Linked DNA regions of Homo sapiens: regions 2 and 3 are each linked to region 1. Evidence: chromatin contacts called from ENCODE Hi-C or POLR2A ChIA-PET data. All regions are on one chromosome and are shown on one strand. Each heading gives the region's core, a stretch centred on a gene start or an enhancer-like site at or near the end of the contact. The rest is flanking DNA. Distances are from core to core; before and after follow the strand shown. Region 1 holds the start of RAB35-AS1 (RAB35 antisense RNA 1). Region 2 holds the start of ATP6V0A2 (ATPase H+ transporting V0 subunit a2). Region 3 has its middle 89 kb from the start of SCARB1.

What was found. Hi-C counts contacts between places; a loop is a spot of excess contacts on that map. ChIA-PET counts read pairs that join two places held with the same protein, here RNA polymerase II (POLR2A). Pooled maps may share reads with other maps.
Region 2: a loop to region 1 is called in a pooled map, with 8 times the contacts of the local background. The contact joins the promoter of ATP6V0A2 here to the promoter of RAB35-AS1 in region 1. A Hi-C loop is called at or near these places in 6 of 50 pooled maps.
Region 3: a pooled map shows a loop between it and region 1 (20-fold over the local background). The contact joins the enhancer-like site here to the promoter of RAB35-AS1 in region 1. A Hi-C loop is called at or near these places in 4 of 37 single-sample maps with no recorded cell type and 3 of 50 pooled maps. POLR2A ChIA-PET finds 5 or more read pairs at or near these places in 1 of 52 experiments (B cell).

The regions. Positions count from the first base shown.
Region 1 is chr12:120,114,952-120,118,749 of GRCh38, forward strand. It overlaps RAB35-AS1 (RAB35 antisense RNA 1), which reads left to right and starts at 1,956. Exons shown (of 1, transcript NR_182302.1): 1 at 1,956-3,798. It overlaps RAB35 (RAB35, member RAS oncogene family), which reads right to left and starts at 1,802. Exons shown (of 6, transcript NM_006861.7): 1 at 1,648-1,802. The coding sequence starts at 1,699. RefSeq lists enhancers at 993-1,785, 1,786-2,577, 3,370-3,798, 3,581-3,680, 3,711-3,780 and silencers at 1,503-1,632, 1,733-2,042, 2,203-2,552, 2,643-2,702, 2,690-2,868.
Region 2 is chr12:123,710,284-123,714,408 of GRCh38, forward strand. It overlaps ATP6V0A2 (ATPase H+ transporting V0 subunit a2), which reads left to right and starts at 2,070. Exons shown (of 20, transcript NM_012463.4): 1 at 2,070-2,399. The coding sequence starts at 2,283. It overlaps LOC105370042 (a long non-coding RNA gene), which reads right to left. Exons shown (of 3, transcript XR_945477.4): 3 at 2,483-4,125. RefSeq lists a silencer at 1,895-2,444.
Region 3 is chr12:124,772,978-124,776,767 of GRCh38, forward strand. No RefSeq gene overlaps it. Among named protein-coding and RNA genes, the nearest start is that of SCARB1, 89 kb to the right of the region's middle. RefSeq lists a silencer at 1,086-1,380 and enhancers at 1,291-1,450, 1,461-1,510, 1,571-1,730. Within about 2 kb of position 1,819, at least 14 of the 41 ENCODE cell types and tissues checked have a DNase peak (open chromatin) inside an H3K27ac peak, as active enhancers do.

The DNA.
Region 1 (3,798 bases), core at 706-3,205:
AACCCAGGCCAGGGCTGCAAGGAAATCATGTAAAGGAAGAAGCCTCAAGACCCTGAAGAATACCAAAGGCCATCTCCAAGAGAACACTCCAGAGCTTGCCTGGTTTCCCTTCATTCAAACCATAACCAGTCAGTACTCCACCTTTCTACCTCCTTCCCCAACCTCAGTTACTCTTCCATCTCCCTGGTTAGCCCCCAGCTTTCCCCCTTACCTCTCCCCTCCTCCAGCAACCACGGAAACCTCAGCCATCCTTCACCTGATCCAAACCACCAACCACATCTCCATCCAGCTTTAAAAGGGAGGCCAAAACCACCCACTTCCCTGACCTAGCTCTGACATCGCTACCCAACACTCCTACATCCCAAGTCATACCGCTCACTTGATTTGATCCCCTTTCCTTAACAGTCCATGGGCTCTACCACCAGCCTGGCCTCTGCCTCCAATCATAAGACATCCCTCCCCACACTCAGCTCAGGTCTGGTCTACAAACTGAGCATGCTCCCAAGACTCTTTCATGAACATCATATAACCCCAGCACCTCAGTTTCGCTCCCATAAACCTTCTGGGGCCTGCCTTCCTGACCTCTTGGTCACTCCATAAACCTGCTCACCTGCCACACTCCAAACAGCTCTAAAACCCTCCACCTTTTCCCAGAAACCAGTCTACCTTTTCGAAGGACACTTAATATTCATTAATTCCTTCTGCAAATATGTCTTAAGCATGTACTGGGTGCCAGGCACTGTTCTAGGCACTGGAGCTAGAGCAGTGATCAGAGCTAGGAGCCCTCAAGCAGTGTGTGTGTGTGGCCAAAGCACTTTTATAATTTTGGCTGTCCCATCCCCAGGACCCCTCTGTATATAGTAGTGTAACAGCAAACAGTGACAACTCACTATGTGCCAGGAGCTGTGAGCAACACTGCAGAATCTCACTTAATACTCACATCAACCCCATAAGGCAGATCCAACTATCATTCCATCTTACAGATGAGGAAACTGAACCACGCAGGGATATAATAATTCAGCAGGAATATGCCAGACCCTGTGCAAAGCCCTTTATCCGACTTACCTCATTTAAACCTCACGGCAATCCCATGAGGCAGGTTCTGAGAACGTCCTCATTTTAGATGGGAAGAAACTGACGCTTATAAAGGATACTGATGATAATGACAATAGTGAACATTTACTTCGAGCTTACTTTACCGGGTAGGGCGCTACGCACTTTTCCTACTTTATCCCATCGAATCCTCACACCACCCAGCAAGGCACATCCCCACTTCTCAGATGAGGGAACTGAGGCTCAGGACGGCGAAGCAACTTGCCCAAGGTCAGCGCGAGGCAGGTGGTAGTCCTGAGACTCGAACCCACGTCTCTCCAACTCCAGAGATCGCGCGACTTGACCAAGGTCACACGTGAGGCAGGAACAGGCGCGATGACTGGACCCGGCGCGCTTGGCCCCTCCGCCCCGCGCCCCAACCTCCCCTCGGCGCGGTCCGGAGCCCCTCGGCGCACCCCTGGGGCCCAGACCGCCGGGCTGCCCCGCCCGCCCGCCCCGCACGGGCCGGCACCTCCCCGCCCGCCTGCCGCCCCGAGGCCCCCGCGGGCCGCGCCCGGCAGGGCCCGCGCCGCCTCCGGCCGCTGCGGCCCTCACCGCTGTCGCCGATGATGAGCAGCTTGAAGAGGTGGTCGTAGTCCCGGGCCATGGCGGGCGGGGGCGGTGCGCGCGGGCGGGCGGGGTCGGTACTGGCCTCGCGATCCGCAGCTCCCTTCGGGCTGCTCCGGCAGCGGCGGATCCACTTCCCGAACAAACAGCCGGAACTGACAGAAACACCTCCCTCCGCTCCCCCTCCTCCTCCTCAGCAGCCGCCGCCGCTACCACCGCCTCCCTCCTTCCCGCCCCGCCCCACCACTGCGCAGGCGCAGCGTCTGGCACCGCCTTGCGCAGCCGCAGCCTGAGCCGGCCGCGCCCGGGTCGCGCACGCGCCCTGACGGAGTCCCAGCAAGCGCGGGCCCGTCTTCCTCGCGTCTCCTCGGGGAGCGTCGTCGCCGCCACCCTGGGCGCTGAGAGCTTGCGGAGCCGAGCCGCTGTCGAGTCCCAGCGGAAAGAAGCCCAAGGTGCCGGAGAAGCCCGGTCGTGGACGTTGTTGCTCCCTCATCTTCGAGACCCGCACGCCCTGCGGAGAGGAAATGACAGGCACGCCGCGACCGTGGGGCGGGGCTCGCACGAGCTCCGGGTTTCCAGAGGCAGGGGCCGGGGCCGTAGAAGGCAGAGTCGCGCGGGGAAGGCCCGGTACCCCGCCCCTTCCGCACCGACCCCTCCCCCGCGGAGCTGGCCCCGGCCCCGGGCCTGTGGAGTGGACGCCGAGGGCGGCGGGCGGCTTCCGAGTTGGACAGAACGGGAGCTGCCGGCGGGAGCAGAGCTGCGAGGAGGTGGCCTTTGAGGGCAGCGCGGGGTCGAAATCCCATCCCAGCGCTGTGACCTCTTGGAGCCCACATTGCCTCTTTGGTGGAGGGGAGGGAGTGGTCCAGCTCCGAGCCGAGCCTGGGAGCTGAATGACCCAGTGTGCAAGGCGCACCTCGGAGACCGAAAGCAACCGCTCCCCCGGCTTCAATTTCACACCACCTGCAGATACACGTCTCAGAATCTGCGGCTAGGAAGACCTGGGCCGCCAGAAGCTAAACGTGTGCATTTTGTCATCAGCCCCGGTTTCTCGTTTTAGAGTGAGTTCCCACCTGCCCTACCTAAACTGACCTGAAACGGAAAGTTGTATGCCCCCACGACCATCCTCACTGCAGAACTGCAGAGGGTTTTAAGCTCCTTATTACCTGTTTCTTATAATCCTGTCCCTTTCCAGGCGAGTATTTATCGGATAGTTCTACTTGTTTTATCAAACTTCCTTTTCTTTTGACTTTATAAAAAGCAATGCCGGGAGGCTGAGGCGGGAGAATCGCTTGAACCCGGGAGGCGGAGGTTGCAGTGAGCTGAGATCTCGCCATTGCACTCCATTCTGGGCAACAAGAGCGAAACTCCGTCTCAAAAAAAAAAAACAATGTTCGTCCTTAAAATTATGTGCAGAAGTTTACTGAAAAGTACAAGTTACTATTTTTCCTTCTGAAGCACTCCTCACAGGTAACCCCTGTTAGTTTCACAGGTAACCTTAAAATGCTTAACACATATTTGTTGAATGAATAAGTGCCCCCCAGTGAATTTCCTTTGCCTGTACAAACATATATGTACATACCTTGCTTTTTCTATTTAACAGTACACTTTTATCATTTAACATCTGCGTGGTATGGTACTCCATCCGATAACCATCGGATGTACTATTATTTAACCACTCCGCTATTAATAGACATTCATGCTGTTTATATTTTTTGGTTATAATAAACATTGTTGCAGGCGGGATCATTGAACAACACATGGAGTGTCTGACTCAAGCCTTGAGTTGTTTTTCCGGGAGCTGAGAATCAGTGTGGTGATATCGAAATAACATGAGCTTGGAATCTGAAGGTACTGGCTAGGGAGAAGAGCTGCTCATGTGCTCCCGATAGAAAGTCCCCCTTGGTCGGGAAGGTTAGGGCCATCCTCTGACTCAGCAGTTTTAGGAAATAGAGGGGGAGAAGGAAGGTATGTACCTTCCTTCCACCAGGGAGGCACGCCCAGCCCTAACCAGCCAGCGAGGCAGTAGGTCCTCCTAGCTCATCTTCACAACCTGGGCTGGTGTCGGGAAGACTTTCGTTCCAATGCTAGCTTTGGAATCCTGGCCTCCATCCCTTAAAAGCTTTGTGATCTTAGGTAAGT
Region 2 (4,125 bases), core at 820-3,319, 3.6 Mb after region 1:
GAAATACCGTGAATTTCAGCATCTGTACTGTGGTGGTGTTGGGCCTTCACCCGACCCCTCTAGGGCTGACTCAGGAATCTGGGTCAGTACTGGACTGACGGAGCTGGGGTCTGAGTCAATTATTGTCTGAACTTCAGCCTTTGAATTCACCTTCACAGTTCTTACTGTATCTTTTTGTTGTTGTTGTTTCTTTTGAAACAGAGTGTCACTCTGTTGCCCAGGCTAGAGTCCAGGGATGCCATTTCAGCTCACTGCAAGCTCCACCTCCCAGGTTCAAGCGATTCTCTTGCCTCAGCCTCCCGAGTAGCTGGGACTACAGGTGCCCACCACCACGCCTAGCTAATTTTTATATTTTTTTAGTAGAGACGGGGTTTTGCCATGTTGGCCAGGCTGGTCTCAAACTCCTGACCTCAAGTGATCCACCTGCCTCAGCCTCCCAAAGTGCAGGGATTACAGGAGTGAGCCAGGGCACCCAGCCTAGTGTAACTAGCTTTGGATTTCAGGTATTTATGGAAAATAAATTTAAAACTTCCAAATGACAGGTAATTTAGCTTGATTTTGTGGGCTTTGTGAGGACGCCTTTTGTACTTAAAAGAAGGAAAAAACTCAGTTTGGCAGAATGGGGTCTGGAGTGTCTATGGTTTTAACTTTTTTAAGTTTATACATTTATGTATGCATTCATGAACTATTTATTGAGTGGCTACTATGTGCTGGGGCTTGGAGATACCACAGTGGCAGAAACAATGTCCCCACCTTGGTGGAGCTTCCATTCTAGCAGGGAAGACTGGCACTAACACACAGACAAGATAATTTCAGATGGTGGCAGGTGCAGTGAAGGAAATAGAACAAGGATGTGACTCCAGGGACAGTCTCAAGGAAGGGGATATGTAAGCAGAGACTCGACTGGGACAGCGGTGAGGTTGCGGCCTGGGGCGGGGGGCCACTGCTTCCCGGTCAGTGTGGGGAACACACACTGGGTGCTGTGTGATTCCATCGACAGGACAAGCCTGGAGGTGGCAAATTTAGCGAGACAAAATTGTCCTGTGGTGGCCAGGCCGGGCGGGAAGGGGAGACTGCAACTGAGCAGGAGGAGTCTTGCGAGGTCGGTGGGAAATGTTTGAAAACTGGATTGGGATGCTGGCTGCACACTCCAACTTCACGAAGAAGCCTAGGATCCCTCCGGGCGGCGGATCACGCCTGTAATCCTAGCGCTTTGGGAGGCCAAGGCGGGAGGATTGCTTGAGTTCAGGAGTTCGAGACCAGCCTGGCCAACATGATGAAACCCCTTCTCTATAAACATTTTAAAAACAAATTAGCCGGGTGTGATGGCGCGCGTCTGTAATCCCAGCTCCTCCAGAGGCTGAGGTGGGAGGATCGCTTGAGCTCAGGAGGTCAAGGTTGCAGCGAGCCGAGCTCGTGCTACTGCACTCCTCCCTGGGCCACAGAGGGAAACCCTATCCATAAAAAACCAGCAGCAGGGCCGGGCGCAGTGGTTCACGCCTGTAATCCCAGCACTGCGGAGGCCGAGGCAGGCGGATCACCTGAGCTCTGGAGTTTTGAGACCAGCCTGGCCAACATGGTGAAACCCCGTCTCTATTAAAAATACAAAAAAATTAGCTGGACGCGGGTGGCGCGCGTCTGTAGTCACAGCAACTGGGGAGTCTGAGGCTGGAGAATCGCTTGAACCTGGGAGACGGAGGTTGCAGTGAGCCGAGATCGCGCTACTGCACTCCAGCCTGTGGGACTGCGTGAGATTCCGTTTCTCTCTCTCTCTCTCTCACACACACACACACACACACACGCAGCAGCACAGGGTCGTGCACTAGGAACGGGTGAGCTTCGCGGCGTGCACACTCGGCGAGACTCCTCCAGGAAAGCCGGGGAGCCGCGCGGGATTTAGCTCTGCGTCCAGTCCGGCGGAGCGCCAGCTGCAGTGGTCGTACCCGCCGGGTTCGCGCTGGTTGGCCCTGCCGCCACGTCGTGCGGCGACAACCTCGGGCGTCCATTGGTCGGCCGGCGGGGGGGGCGGGACGCGGGGGCGGAACCGGAACCGGCAGTGGCTTGGGGGCGGGACCTCGCGGACTGCTGTGGCGGCAGCTGGAGCGGCGGCCGCGGTGGCAGAACCGGGGGCGGCCGCTGCAGTCTGGAGCCCCATAGTGCGGGGCCGCGGCCAGGCCACAGGAAGAGCTCGAGGCCCGGGCCGCACCGGCTGAGTGTGCGGGCCCGCGCGGCTCGGAGCCGCCGCCGCCCATCGAGCCCCTCCGGGCGCGGGTCGGCCCGCCATGGGGTCCCTGTTCCGGAGCGAGACCATGTGCCTGGCGCAGCTCTTCCTGCAGTCGGGCACGGCCTACGAGTGCCTCAGCGCCCTGGGCGAGAAAGGCCTGGTCCAGTTCCGAGACGTGAGTGTCGCCCGGGAGACGCGGGCCGCACCTGCTCTCCTGGCGCCCCCAATCCCGCGCATCGCTGGGGCCCTCCCGCGGGGAGCACCGAGGAAGGGCGCGCCCCGTCCCCATTGTCCAGACGGGGAAGATGACACCCCAGCTCAGCGGCCAAAGCTTCCCGGAGCGCGGGGCTGACTCCAGGGTCGCCGGCCGTCTGTGTGGTCGGCGGCTGCTCTGCCCCAGTTAGTTAGGATCGCCCGTGTGGTCTTCATCAGCTCCGGGCACCGAGCTCAGCGGGAGAACAAATCCCACAAAGGCCTCTTGGAGTCCTTTTGGAACTTTACGGGGGTTAGGGGGGCGCATTAACCAAATAAATAGGTCAACCAGAAAAGGTTTGCCATAAAGAAGAAACGGGGTGATGTGAAGGTGATTCGGGCGGGAGGTGAGTGTGAAGGGATTGTCGAGGAAGCCTCCCGGAGAAGGTGATATTTCAGCTGAGACCCAAATAGAAAGGAGCCAGCCGTGGGGAAGATCTGGGGAGAGGGTCCTTGTTGGAGGGAACAGGAGGAGCCCAGACAGAGCCAGAAATGGGAAGGAGCTGGATGTCATCTGCTTGAGGAGAGGGATTTTTGTGTTTTGGTCACTGATGCTTAATGCTGTACATACCATTGTGTGTAAGGACTTAAGAACTCAGTCATTGTTTGTCGAGTGGAAGCTGTCTCCCCAACAAGTAATAATAAACATTTGTTTGTCCATTTACTTGTTTATTGTTTGTCTCCACCAAGGACTGTCAACCTCTGAGAGTAAGTACCTTAACGCAGTCCTTGGCAGTCATTGGCATCGATAGGCATTTGTTGAATGAACAGACAAGCTTTTCTTGACTGCCCGCTATGTTCAGGCACTGTTTTTGGTGCTGGAGACTCGGTGGTGAGCAAGGCAGACACAGTCCCTGTGTTCCTGGAGCTTCCAGTGTGGGAGGAGACAGATTAAACACACTCTGATTATGAGCTGTGATAAGTGCTAAGAAGGCAAAGAACAGGGTGTGGAAGGGAGACCGTGAAGCAAGTACTTACTGACTGAATTGAAATCCACTCAGGCGAACATTTTATTTCCTGGCCACCACTTTCATCTCCTGACTGTTTCCCTTAATCTTCCTAAGGTGTCCTTAATTTCAAAAGGGATCAGCCCTACCCGAGATCTGATATCCATTGATATCAGATATCTAATACCAGATCAGCCCCATAAGGCAGTTGCAAAGTCATGGAGAGACTCCTGAGTGACAGGCGAGGGTGCAGGTAAGATGCAGGGCGGTTCCTGGTTCCTGGAGCCACTTCTGCAGTTGTACCCATTCACCTGATGGATGCTGCGCTGAGCTGTGAATAGCACCCAAAACATTCAGGCAACAGCTGCAGGTGCAGCAGGCTCCTACATTTGTAACAGGTAGATGTTTTCCTTCCGGTTAGTACTCAAGCCAAGACACTTATCACACTTCAGTCTTACAGGTTTGAGCAAACGTACTAATCACTATGAAGGTTCCAGTTTCAATAAGCGCCACTACCTCCAGTCATAGAGTGTACCTGGGATCCTTTTCAACTGAATGTCAGTGAAAGGAGAAGAAAGTGCTGTTCATCTTTTTCCAGAAGGAAGTAAAACTAAGGTTGCTGCGATGAGCTCTTGTGTGGTGCTAGGTTTTCAGTGTGTCTTCAGCCTGAGTTTCCTACTGACTTTGTGGTGACCAGATGGG
Region 3 (3,790 bases), core at 569-3,068, 4.7 Mb after region 1:
AGGGGGGAAAAGGCCACGCAGGGGCGATGCAGGCCGAGCAGGAAGAAGGGTGCATGGGACACAATCATGGGATGGTGCAGAGATTGCAGGTAGCAGGCTGCTTCGAGGTACTGGGAGGAACGTCCTTAATAGTTAGGTATTTATTTTAATGGCGACTGGAAAACTATTACTTGCCCAAAGGACCCATAATTTCACAGATATGACTGCCTTCCTTTTAAAATAAAATTCTTTAAGAAAAAAAGTAAGCCAAATTAAATCAACATGGTAAGTAGTGGAGTCCCATCGTTGGCAGGGGCTGGCGCCTGAAGTGAAGGCATGAGAAGAAAGTCTCGCAGAGTCAAAGATGCTCAGAATCAGAGACACTGAAGCTCGACCGGGTGTCCCGAACCCCAGCCCTCCAGCTGTGGGGCAGGCGGTGCTTCCCTCCCTGAGCCCTGGCTAAGGTCGTTGGCTGGGCTTAAGACCAAGGATGTGTCCAAACGCACACCCTACAAAAAAATCAAACCTCACTCAGAAGCAAGATGTTCACCCAATGAGACACACGGGAGGCTAAGTCCCTCGGGAACACACACACACACACACACACACACACACACACACACACCCCACACACACACAAACACAAGAATGACTTAAGGGCCAGGGCAGTGGCTCATGCCTGTTATCCCAGCACTTTGGGAGGCCGAGGCGGGCGGATCGCTTGAGCCTGGGAGTTGGAGATCAGCCTGGGCGACACGGCGAAACCCCATCTTTACAAAAATATACAAAAAATTAGCCGGGTGTAGTGGCACAGGCCTATAATCCCACCTACTTGGGAGGCTGGCTGAGGTGAGAGGATCGCCTGAGCCTGGGAGGTTGAGGCTGCAGTGAGCAGTGATTGTGCCAGCCTAGGTGACAAAGTGAGACCCTGTCTCCAAAAAAAAAAAAAAAAAAAAAAAAAAACCGAATGCCTTCTGGGGCCTGTCTTTTTTTCTGTTTTATGAGCAGGTAGACTTGAATGCAAGAGTTAAAACTGTCTGTGATGTGTTGCATACACAGATTAAGTCAAAATCCTCACCGTGGCTATCAAATAACCAAAGCTGGCCTCAGCTTCCCAGAGGATCAGACATGGGGAGTTTGAAGGGAACCATCCTCGGGGCCTGGACTCTCTCCTGAGCTTGTCACTCGCCTGCCATTTCCCCGGGCAGGTCACAAGACCCCCCACCCCTCCACTCTACAGCCAACGGGCAAAGCCTCCCTGACCTCCAGCCCCAATCAGAGGGAACTTCCCGGACACAGGTTTCGAGAACCCATCTAAAGATTGGGTAAGAAATGCTTTTGCAAGCCGGTGGTTTCCACTTTGCTGCTTTCTACAAATTTGAAGAAAGGTCAAACGGACCTGTCTGCTGGGAGATCAGTGAGAATCGCTTCCAATGACAGATCGCCGTGTGACATTCGCATACTACCCAGAAGGAGTATAAGAATTCCACTCCCAGTGACTTCCTTATGAAAACAAGGCTTCTCTGCACTTGCAGGGACAAAGAATTGATGGTAAAAATTGGTTTCATTCTAGCAATACGTGACAGTCATTCACGGATACATGAATTAATTGGGGGTGGAGAGGAAGTCCCACTCATCTCAGGACAAGAAGTATTTCTAAGCAAATAAAAGCCACAATGAGAAACCACTACGAAGGGCTGAAGTTTTTTAAAACTGAAAACACCAAGATGCTGGTGAGGACGCAGAGCTGATGGGAATGCAGCCTGGTACAGCGACTGTGAAACTGGCAGTCCCCCAAAAGTGAAACGCAGAGCTCCAGTTTGACTCAGCAGCTCCACTCCGAGGTATACACCCCAGGGAAATGAACGTACGCCTTCACACACAAATCTGTACATGAACGTTCACAGCAGCTTTGTTCATAGTTGCTGATGTGGTTTGGCTGCGTCCCTGCCCAAATCTCATCTCGAATTGTAGTTCCCATAATTCCCATGTTGTGGGAGGGAGCCAGTGGGAGATCATTGAATCATACGGGCGGTTAACCCCATACTGTTCTCCTGGTGGTGAGTAAGTCTCACAAGATCTGATGGTTTGATCGGGGGTTTCCCCTTTCACTTGGCTCTCATTCTCTCTTCTCTGGTCCCATGTAAGACATGACTTTGCTTCTCCTTTGCCTTCCACCATGATTGTGAGGCCTCCCCAGCCATATGAACTGTGAGTTCATGAAACCTTTTTTCTTTAAAAGTTACCCAGTCTTGGGTATGTCTTTATCAGTGGCGTGAAAACCAACTAATGCAATTGCCAAAGGCTGCAACCACTCTACGTGTCCCTCAATAAGTGAACGGCTGAAAAGCACTGGTGTGTGCACCCCATGGAGTTCTGCTCAGCAGTGAAAAGAAAGGAACTATTGCTACACACAACAACAGGCATGCATCTAGAGACAGTGCTGAGTGAAGGAAGCCAGGCTCAGAGGGTTACAGGCTGTAGATCCCATTTAGAACATTCTGGAAAAGGTAAAAATAGCTAGTGGCCAAGGGCTAAGCATGGGGATGAGGGACTTCCCTACAAAGTGGGAGGAAGGCAGCACAGGTCGCAGGCTGGGTGCAGTGGCTCACGCCTCTAATCCCAGCACTTTGGTAGGTTGAGGTGGGACTAATGCTTGAAGCCAAAAGTTTGAGACCAGCCTGGGCAACAGAGCCAGACCCCCATCTCTACAAAAAAAAAATTAGCCAGGTGTGGTGGCACACATCTGTGGTCCCAGCTACTCGGAAGGCTAAGTCAGGAGGCTCTCCTGAGCCTGGGAGGTGAAGGCTGCAGTGAGTCAAGATTGAACCACTGCACTCTAGCCTGGGCAACAGAGCGAGACTCTGTCTCAAAAAAAAAAAAAAAAAAATTATGGGAGCCCACTGTAAAACAAACAAAAACAAAGGGAAGACATGAGGAAATCTTGGGGGATGATGAAATTGTTTTGTCTTGATTGTAGGGGTAATGACTCAACTCTATAAACATGTCAAAATTCATGGAATTGTACACACACTCACACACAACTCTAATCTGTAAATGAAAAAGATATATAAAATGCATACCAAAAGGACATGCATTCCAATAAAATTTTGCTACTTTGATATGTCACATAAAACATAGTAATATAGTTTTGACCAATTGTGTCCTGAGACTTGAAAGGCAATCCAGATGGTATAGGCTAAATGTTTGTGTTGACCCAAAATTCCTGTTGAAGCCCTAACCTCCAGTGTGGCTGTGTCTGGAGATGGGGCCTCTAAGAAAATAATTAAATGAGGCCCTGATCTGATAGCATCAGTGTCCTTATAAGAGACACCACAGAGCTCTCGCTCTCCCTCTCTCTTCCCCCTTTCACACCGAGGAAAGGCCATGTGAGGACACAGAGAAGGCGGCCGTCTGAAGCCAGGAAGAGACGCCTCACCAGAACCCAACCCTGCTGGAACCCTGGTCTCAGACTTCCAGCCTCCAGAGCTGTGAGAAATAAATGGTTTAAGCCACCTATTGATGGTATTTTTTCTTTTTGAGACAGTGTCTCACTCTGTCTCGCAGGCTGGAGTGCAGTGGCATGATCACAGCTCACTGCAGCCTCAACCTCTTGGCTTCCAGCAATCCTACCTCAGCCTCCTGAGTAGTTGGGACCACAGGCGCCCACCACCACGCCTGGCTAATTTTTGTATTTTTTTTGTATTGATGAGGGTCTCACCATATTACCCAGACTAGTCTTGAACTCCTGGCATCAAGCAATCCTCCGGTCTTGGCCTCCCACAGGGCTGGGATTACAGGCGTGTGCCAC